Regions from separate parts of the Homo sapiens genome. Here region 2 is linked to region 1. A link is a contact called in ENCODE Hi-C or POLR2A ChIA-PET data. All regions are on one chromosome and are shown on one strand. The core of a region is the stretch at or near the end of the contact, and the rest is flanking DNA. Distances in the headings are between cores, read along the strand shown.

Evidence for each region. A loop is a pair of places that touch in the nucleus more often than their neighbours do. ChIA-PET counts read pairs that join two places held with the same protein, here RNA polymerase II (POLR2A). Pooled maps may share reads with other maps.
Region 2: a map of right cardiac atrium shows a loop between it and region 1 (2.6-fold over the local background). The contact joins the promoter of LINC01762 here to the enhancer-like site in region 1. A Hi-C loop is called at or near these places in 12 of 168 maps with a recorded cell type or tissue (A673, CD4-positive, alpha-beta T cell, GM11168 and 9 more) and 3 of 50 pooled maps. POLR2A ChIA-PET finds 5 or more read pairs at or near these places in 6 of 52 experiments (A673, HepG2, K562 and 3 more).

The regions. Positions count from the first base shown.
Region 1 is chr1:116,387,506-116,391,646 of GRCh38, reverse strand. It overlaps ATP1A1 (ATPase Na+/K+ transporting subunit alpha 1), which reads right to left. Exons shown (of 23, transcript NM_000701.8): 5 at 3,403-3,516; 6 at 2,875-3,009; 7 at 2,628-2,745; 8 at 1,940-2,208; 9 at 1,236-1,434; 10 at 756-865. Among named protein-coding and RNA genes, the nearest start is that of ATP1A1, 16 kb to the right of the region's middle. RefSeq lists an enhancer at 1,362-1,421. Within about 2 kb of position 2,431, at least 6 of the 41 ENCODE cell types and tissues checked have a DNase peak (open chromatin) inside an H3K27ac peak, as active enhancers do; they include CD4-positive, alpha-beta T cell, where a contact is called at or near this core.
Region 2 is chr1:116,476,993-116,481,133 of GRCh38, reverse strand. LINC01762 (long intergenic non-protein coding RNA 1762) reads left to right here and starts at 2,308. Exons shown (of 4, transcript NR_125972.1): 1 at 2,308-2,353; 2 at 2,962-3,082. It overlaps LOC112268235 (a long non-coding RNA gene), which reads right to left and starts at 1,912. Exons shown (of 2, transcript XR_002958352.2): 1 at 1-1,912. RefSeq lists an enhancer at 2,304-2,863.

The sequences.
Region 1 (4,141 bases), core at 1,182-3,681:
AGGCATCTGAGTTACATCCAAGCCATATTCCCTTTGGCAACTTAGTTTATACCCACAACTACTACAGGCAGCTTCACAGAGAATGTGGGACCCAGAGAGCCTCACATAGCTTTCTTCTCCTACAGGACTTTGTACAATTCATGATCCTTCTGAGACTGCATCTTCACTTGGGCAGCATAGTAAAATCTCAATCATTTCAAACTGCATCAGAATTCCACAGGCTAAGGCTGGGCTTATTTTGGCCTGGAGCTTATTTTTACATCATTAGTAAACAAGCTAAGAACCAATAAGATAAGATAAGCTGAGCTATTTCAGGAAAATAAATGGCTTAAAGGAGTTACTGGAATCTACTGTATCCTAATATGCAAATACGATTATGGAGTCACTGCAGCCCTCAGCTCTCACTGTCCACTAGGTTAGGTGATAACATATAAACTCAAGAGTAGTAAAAGCAGATGAATTAGGTTTTTCACCAATAAAGACTGTCTTCCGTCTCCTCCCCTCCCACTTTGGTCAGATTTTTACTGCATCTTCCCTTTTTAATCAACCTATATGGAGCAGGGGGTCCTATAATACATCAGGATCTACAGGCAACACAATGTAAGTTACACACAGCAAAGTACTGCACAGACCACTCCAGGTGTTCTACAGTGAACAGTCACACAGACCACAAAGGTAATTTGCTACTTTTAACACTCAAATGGCAGTTCTCATGTGCTGTCTACATCCCTCCATTAGTTAACTCTTGAGCATACCTTAAGAATAGGTAGGTTTTCCTGGTTAGCCTGAAACACTGCCCTGTTACAAAGACCTGCAATTCTGGACAGAGCAAGCCAGGTAGCTGAAGTCTTGTCAAAAGAGACACCTGATGGAGGCAAGAAAACACAACAGAACAACAATGCATTAACTTCAAAGGCTGTGTTCTCAGTTCTCCTATTAAAGTCCCATAGAAATCTGCAGTGATACATCTCATTTCCCAATTAATGAAACCAATCACATTTTAGGCATTCTTCAGTCACGTTTGTAGGGCAATTTAAAGTTTCTACTGACATGCAAAAAATCAATATCCCATACCCTTGACTCTTCACTAAATGATAAAAAAAAAAAAAACAAAAAAGAAAGAAAAAGCTGCCATGAGCTTAAAAAAAAAAAAGAAATTTCATGCAATTTCTTAAAAGAAAAAAAACCAAGCGAAGTCAGCAGGTGGCTGAGGTGTGTGGTAACCCTGGCCTTACCACTCTGATTCTCTGTCGTATCAGCTTCATGGATTTGATTGTCAAACCACATGTGGGCCACTGTCATCCGGTTCTGAGTCAGAGTTCCAGTTTTATCAGAGCAGATGGTGGACGTGGACCCCAAGGTCTCCACAGCTTCTAAGTTCTTCACTAAGCAGTTTTTCCTTGCCATGCGTTTGGCAGTAAGTGTCAGACAGACCTAAAAAATATTAGGAAGATTATTACTTCACTCAACCAGGCTGGAATTCTATACAGATTCTTGCTATATCCTAATGTGGAAGAAATTTGTCTAAAATTAAATCTCTCCAACCTTCTTCTGAAGTTTGAAGAAATAATAAGGGGAACCCATACATGAGGCTTCCCCTTCCTTCCAGAAAAGCAATCTATTAAGAAAAATAATAACAGGATTCTACCATATTCTATCCCCCTACTTGATCCCAAGTTCTTCTCCTTTCTCCACTGCACTGTTCAGGACCACGTGATAATTTAAAAGCAAAATGTATGCTTTGGGGTTATCTTACGTATAAACAAATGCTGAGGTTTTCTCACTGTCAAAATTCACCACGTGATGTGGCTCTCAAGAAGAACTATATCAAACATCCAGAATAAAACATAAGTTGGCAATACCTTAGAATAGGATAGCGGAAGAGTGTAACATTCGTGCAAGCTGATCTGAGTCAGGGTGACCATCACCTGCCTCTTACCGTGACAGTGGCCAGCAAACCTTCCGGCACATTGGCTACGATGATACCGATGAGGAAGATGACAGCCTCAAGCCAGGTGTACTCAAGGATGAGAGAAAGGATGAAGAAAGACACACCCAGGAACACAGCCACACCCGTGATGATGTGGATAAAATGTTCAATTTCTGCAGCAATGGGGGTCTGGCCTCCTTCCAGCCCAGAAGCAAGTGTGGCAATTCTTCCCATCACAGTGCGATCCCCAGTGTAGACAACAATACCACGTGCGGTGCCTTAAAAAGAAGGGGAGGGAGAACTGTACCTAATTGTATCTAACCTGAAGGAAGCCACGGATTTTACACAATTACATAGGATGACTAAAAAAACAAAAAGAGTTGATAAAAGCACTTTTTAAGGGCCAGCTCTTTGGCTGTACATGCTGTTTGGCAAAGGGACTTCTCTCCAGTAGCAGGACAGCAGCTCCAACACCCATGCCAGACTGGTGTTGTTGACAGAAGAGGCAGGGTGGAGGTGGAGGGAAGGGAAACTGCCACAAGGTTTCCTGCCAGCTAGGAAAACACCTCTGCTCTGTGCTTGACACAAGTTCTCAGAAATGGAGCCAATAAAACAAGAGATTGTGCCTATGGTTTTGATTTTGTTAATGCCCAAGAGAAATACCACGCCATGCTCAAAGTGCCCAAAAATGGCCTACCTTCAACACAATTGGTTGAAAAGAAGGCAATGTTCCTCGTCTCCAGGGGGTTTTCATTTGTGAAATCTGGAGACCTAGTCTGGGGTTCTGATTCACCAGTGAGCGAGGAGTTATCCACCTATATGTGAGGAAAAGAAGAAAAATGTCATGTGAATACACCAGCCTTATCATGGGCTACTGTACCCCTCAAATCAAGCTGCCCGAACAGCAGAGCTAGCTATGAGGTTTGTTAAAATAAAAGAGCTACCTTGCAGCCATTTGCAGATATGATTCTGAGGTCAGCAGGAATTCGGTCTCCTCCTTTTACTTCCACCAGATCCCCAACCACAACTTCCTCCGCATTTATGCTCATTTTCTCACCATTTCGAATCACAAGGGCTTGCTTTGGAAAAGAAACAATTTACACCGTTAGTATACCAACAAAGAGAAGGTAGTGTCCAAAACAAGAAAATAAAAATAGTCATAATCCTAATTACCTGAATACAAAACAAAGATATTATTCACTTTTTTATTTACACAAGTTACAAAAGCTTGCTCGCCAGTTTAAGAGATATTGCTGTTACATGGTGTGCCTGTATTCAGAGTTTACATTCAAAAGAAAGGCTACCACTTTTTGGATAGAAGGAAAATAGGTTGGTTTTGGGTGGGGTAGAAGACATCCATCTCTCTGATGAGTCATGTAATACTTGGAAAACCTTAACTTCACACTAATTCACAGGCTGACATGCTTGGGGCTGTCAAGTCATCCACTGGGGAAGGACAAAGCGTCTGGTACCTGAGGGACCATGTTTTTGAAGGATTCCATGATCTTTGAACTTTTAGCTTCTTGATAGTAGGAGAAGCAACCAGTTATGATTACAACGGCTGATAGCACCACACCCAGGTACAGCTGGAAGGGAAAAGACAAGTTAGGGCCCGTGGCTCTACACAATAATTAGGGACATTCAATTAATTTTTTGACTGAATAAAAAACAGATTTTTAATAGAGAAACCAAGATTTCAGAAATATAGAACTCATGTTTTCTTATTTATCCTTCTAAAGACCACACAGGAAGGGTCAGAAATGGAGTCAGGCACACCAACACTTGATCACTAACTGGACGTTTGGAAAGGTTCTAGATGCATCAGTTTCTCCTGCTTTATAAAACAAAGATTGTTTTTCAACCAACTTGTGGATTTTGAAGAATGGCCACCAAGCATTTCTGGACAGGTGGATGTGCCAACATGAATCGCTGTGCTCTGCCATCCAGTGGGTGGCGGCCGGGGCCTGAGCAGAGCTGCCTGCTCACAGCAGCACATGCAGGTGGGCATCCCACTTGTAAGAGCATCTACAACGTGGGTGGTAGAGAGAGGAAATGGAAACGAAGGAAGAATGGATGAGCCTTGAAGGCAACAGCTGTTCATAACCATTAAGTAATGAGTTCATAACCATTAAGTAATGAGTGGTAATTGAGAAGAAGTGGGAGACAAAGACGGAGAAGATATCTGATGTGTACTACAAATCCATATGCTGA
Region 2 (4,141 bases), core at 1,059-3,558, 90 kb before region 1:
ATGACTTCATTTTGTAACATTTTTTAAGTGAAACAATTATAGAGATGAGGCACAGGTTAGTTGTCAGGAAGGAGCAAGTGTGGCCACAGAGGACAGCACAAAGAGTGGCTTGTGATGAAACAGCGCCACACAGGTGATAAAATTGCATAGAGCTACACACACACACACACACATACACACGCACACACGCGCACACACACGAGTACTTGTGAAGTCTGAATGAGTCTGGGTTGTACCAATGTCAGTTCCCTGGTTTTGATAATGTATTATAGTCATGCAAGCTGTTACACTGGATTGGCCTAGTGAAGTGTCTGTGGGACTTTCTTGTCAATTTTTGATTGTGGTAAAATATACATAACATAAAATGTACCATTGTAACTATTTTTACAGGCGCAGTTTGTTGGCTTTAAATATATTCACATTATTATGCAACAAACACCACCATCCATCTCCAGAGGACTTTTTATATCTTCCCATACTGAAAGTTCATACCAATGAAACAACTCCTCATTCCCCTCACCTCCCAGCCCCTGACAGACACCATTCAAATTTTCGTCTCTTTGAATTTGACTACTCGTATAAGTGCCTCATCTAAGTGGAATCACAGAGTTTTTATCTTTGTGTAACTGGCTTATTTCTCTTAGCATAGTGTCTTCAGGGTTCATCCATGTCATAGAAACATATCAGAATTTCCTTCCTTTTTAAGGCTGAATACTATTCCATTATCTGTATGTATAGTAGCCCATCCCTGCTTATCCACAATTTTACTTTCCTTAGTTTCAATTACCCACAGTCAACAGCAATACAAAAATATTAAATGAAAAATTCCAGAAATAAACAATTCATACCTTTTGAACTGTGAGTAGTTCTGAGAGGTATAATAAAATCTTGCTGAATCCTGCTAAGGGCATGAACCCTCCCTTTGCCCATCGTGTCCACTCTGTCTACACTCTCCACCCAGTAGTGACTTAATAGCCATCTTTGTTGCCAGGTTGTCTGCCCCAGTATCGCAGTGCTTGTGTTCAAGTAACCCTTATTTTACTTAATAATGGCCCCAAAGCACAAGTGTAGTGATGCTGGCAACTCAAATATACCAAAGAGAAACCATAAAGTGCTTCCTTTAAGTGAAAAGGTGAAAATTCTCGGCTTCAGGAAAGAAAAAAAATGATATGCTGAGGCTGCTAAGATCTATAGTTAGGAATGAATCTTCTATCTGTGAAATTGTGAAGGGAAAAAAGAAATTCGTGCTAGTTTTGCTGTCACACCTCAAACCGCAAGTTACGACCACAATACTGGTAAGTGTTTAGTTAAGCTGGAAAAGGCGTTAAATTGTAGGTGGAATATGTGAACAGAAATGTGTTCCCACTGACAGCAGTTGGGTTCGGTACTATCCACAGTTTCAGGTATCCACTGGGGGATCCTGGAATGTATCCCCCCAGGATAAGGGGGGACCACTGTACCACATTTATCCATTTATCCATCGATGGACATTTGAGTTGTTTCCACCTTTTAGCAACCTTCTGTGGATTTATAATTCTTTGAAAATAAAATGTTAAAAAATACAATCAGAAATGAAATCTATGAATTGGCTCACTCTTTCACCTACTGAGTATGTAAACTAGTGTTTGTTGTTGACCTGTTGACTTTTGTACAGTTCCCATCACAGAGACGATTTAAGCTTGGTAGGCCATATAGAACCTGATTTTTTCTTTCCTGCTTTTAAAGAAGCAACACGTATGATTGTTCAGAGGATAGTATGTGATATTCAGTGAGCTTTAATTAACCTGGCCCATGACACTATATACATGCTTAGATCAAGAAATAAGAAAGGAAATTCAGAGGTCTCTTGCACTGACAGGTGATTTCAGGAGAGACAATGACATTAACATTGAGCCAGCTCCTGACTATACAGAATATGAAGCCATTCTTTTTTTTTTTTTGAGATGGAGTCTCACTCTGTCACCAGGCTGCAGTGCAATGGCGCGATCTTGGCTCACTGCAACCTCTGCCTCCTGGGTTCAAGTGATTCTCCTGCCTCAGCCTCCCGAGTAGCTGGGACTACAGGCGTGTGCCACTATGCCTGACTAATTTTTGTACTTTTAGAAGAGACGGGGTTTCACCATGTTGGCCAGGATTTCTAATGCAACCAGGTAAAAGTAATTAGCAGGAGAGGGGAATGCTTGGCTTTGGAGGACTCATTTGCATTGCAAAGTATTTCCCATTGGTGGCTTGGCCAGGCATTCCTTTGTCCAGCCGTGTAATGGTCTCAAGACTGCGGAGCATGTTCACGCACAGCATGGACACCACTTCATGTAGGGGCACTGGACTGCCTAGAGTTGGAGGAAGGGACCCTGTGAGTAAGCATGACCTCATCCTGGGAGCTGCATGGCGGTGGGCCTGCAGGTGGGGAGGAGAGGGTGGGCGCTCACAGGGCAAGACAGAGGCTCAGCAAACAGAATGTGTATTGTGGCTGACGCCATTGTCATCTTTCCAAACTTGTTTCTGAAAGGCATCACATGGAGAGGGGATGCTGACAGGGATGACACAGTCCCAGCTCCAGAAACACCGTCAGCTGAACCCAGGGTTTTTTCATTTTTGTGTTTTCTCATGGAGGTTTAGGGGCTTAGTAAACCCCTTTATGTGTATTTTTTTTCTAGGGATAAACCCCATACCTTTCCTCAAATCTTCAAGGTCCATGACCTCCCGACATGTAGAACCTTATGCTAATAACTGCTCCTGGGAGACCTCTCCTCAGGAACTGACTTGACCCACCTTCCTACCAATGTGGCAGGAGGAAGTCCCTAAATGTGCTCGAGCCTGTTTGATCCAACCCCTGTGGGAGTCCGTGTTCCTCTCTCCCCACTTTGCCCTGTCCTTCCCTTGTTCTTCTCTTCCTTCCCTGTCCTTCTTTGGCTTTGCTACCTCTCTTCCCTTCCCATTGTTTTTCCTCCCCCCTCCTAGGTTCTCACATCGCTTTCCTGTTTCCCTCTCCTGCAATATGGATTTGACATATTAATCATTACAGCAACTGCTAAAATTCCACTGTGCTTCATTAATCCGGAGGAAAATACCATGTCAGCTGGTAAGTGCTGTAGGGTATGCTCATATGTTTTTCCTGGGGTCCATGGTAGTGGAAATTTCTCCATTTCTATGAGTAACAAAACAGGAGGCCATATGGAAGGCCACGGTGAGCACGGGTGGTGGATGGACACAGGGAGGGTGGGAATGTGGGTGGGCACCAGTCCCTGAAGGCATTAAGTCACCCATCACGGACCCTGACAGACCCTGGGCTGTTCAAGGACTCTAGTCAGAGAGGTTGAGTTGTAAAATCCTATTATGGTTGCCAAGACCAGAACAGTGTGACTTTAATAAGGTTAAAGTTTGGCATTTTTACAGCTTTCATTATGATAAGGTTTTCAGTCACATGACGGGGAAAGAGCTAGAGAGGGTCCATCCAAACACAGCCGGTCAGACCTCAAGGTCTCCTGCCAGCTCCCCAGGGGTTCCTCATGCTGCAGGGCCGGCTTTCTAGCTGCAGTTTCTGCCCTGCTGGTGGAGAAAGCCTGCTCCTATCTTTGGCCTCTGGGACTAATTGGGGAAATGAATTCAGGCAGCTATTTTCAGACAGAAAGAGCCCTTGGCTGACTTAGAAGCAAATGCCCCATTCTTTGGCCAAAGGTGTCACCCTGACCTTGGTCAGCAATCAAGCCACCAGCTACAGTGAGAGCAGAGGAGACTGTTCTCCTCCCAAAGAACTGAGGGGGTTCCATGCTTTGGTTAATACCCTCCAGCCTAGAATACATACTCTATTGTCCATCTGGATTTGTCCATCCTTCAAACATCTGCTCCTCTGGGAGGCCTTTCCTGATTTCATCCTCCCTTCCTGGCCCCAGGAAGAATTCATCCCTTCTCACTCCCATGGAGCTTAGGCCATACTTCTCAAGCAGCAGCTATTTCAGTGCCATGAGTTCCTTGAGAAAGTGCCTTCAGCCCCACTAGACCCGTAGCTCTCCATTTACGATTCACCTGTGCCTAGTTTTTCTTTGAATACTCAGCCCATAGTACAGTGCCTAACACACAGTAGGTGCCCATAAATGTTGACTGAGAGAAAAATTTAGCTGAAGGCACATCCCTTACACTG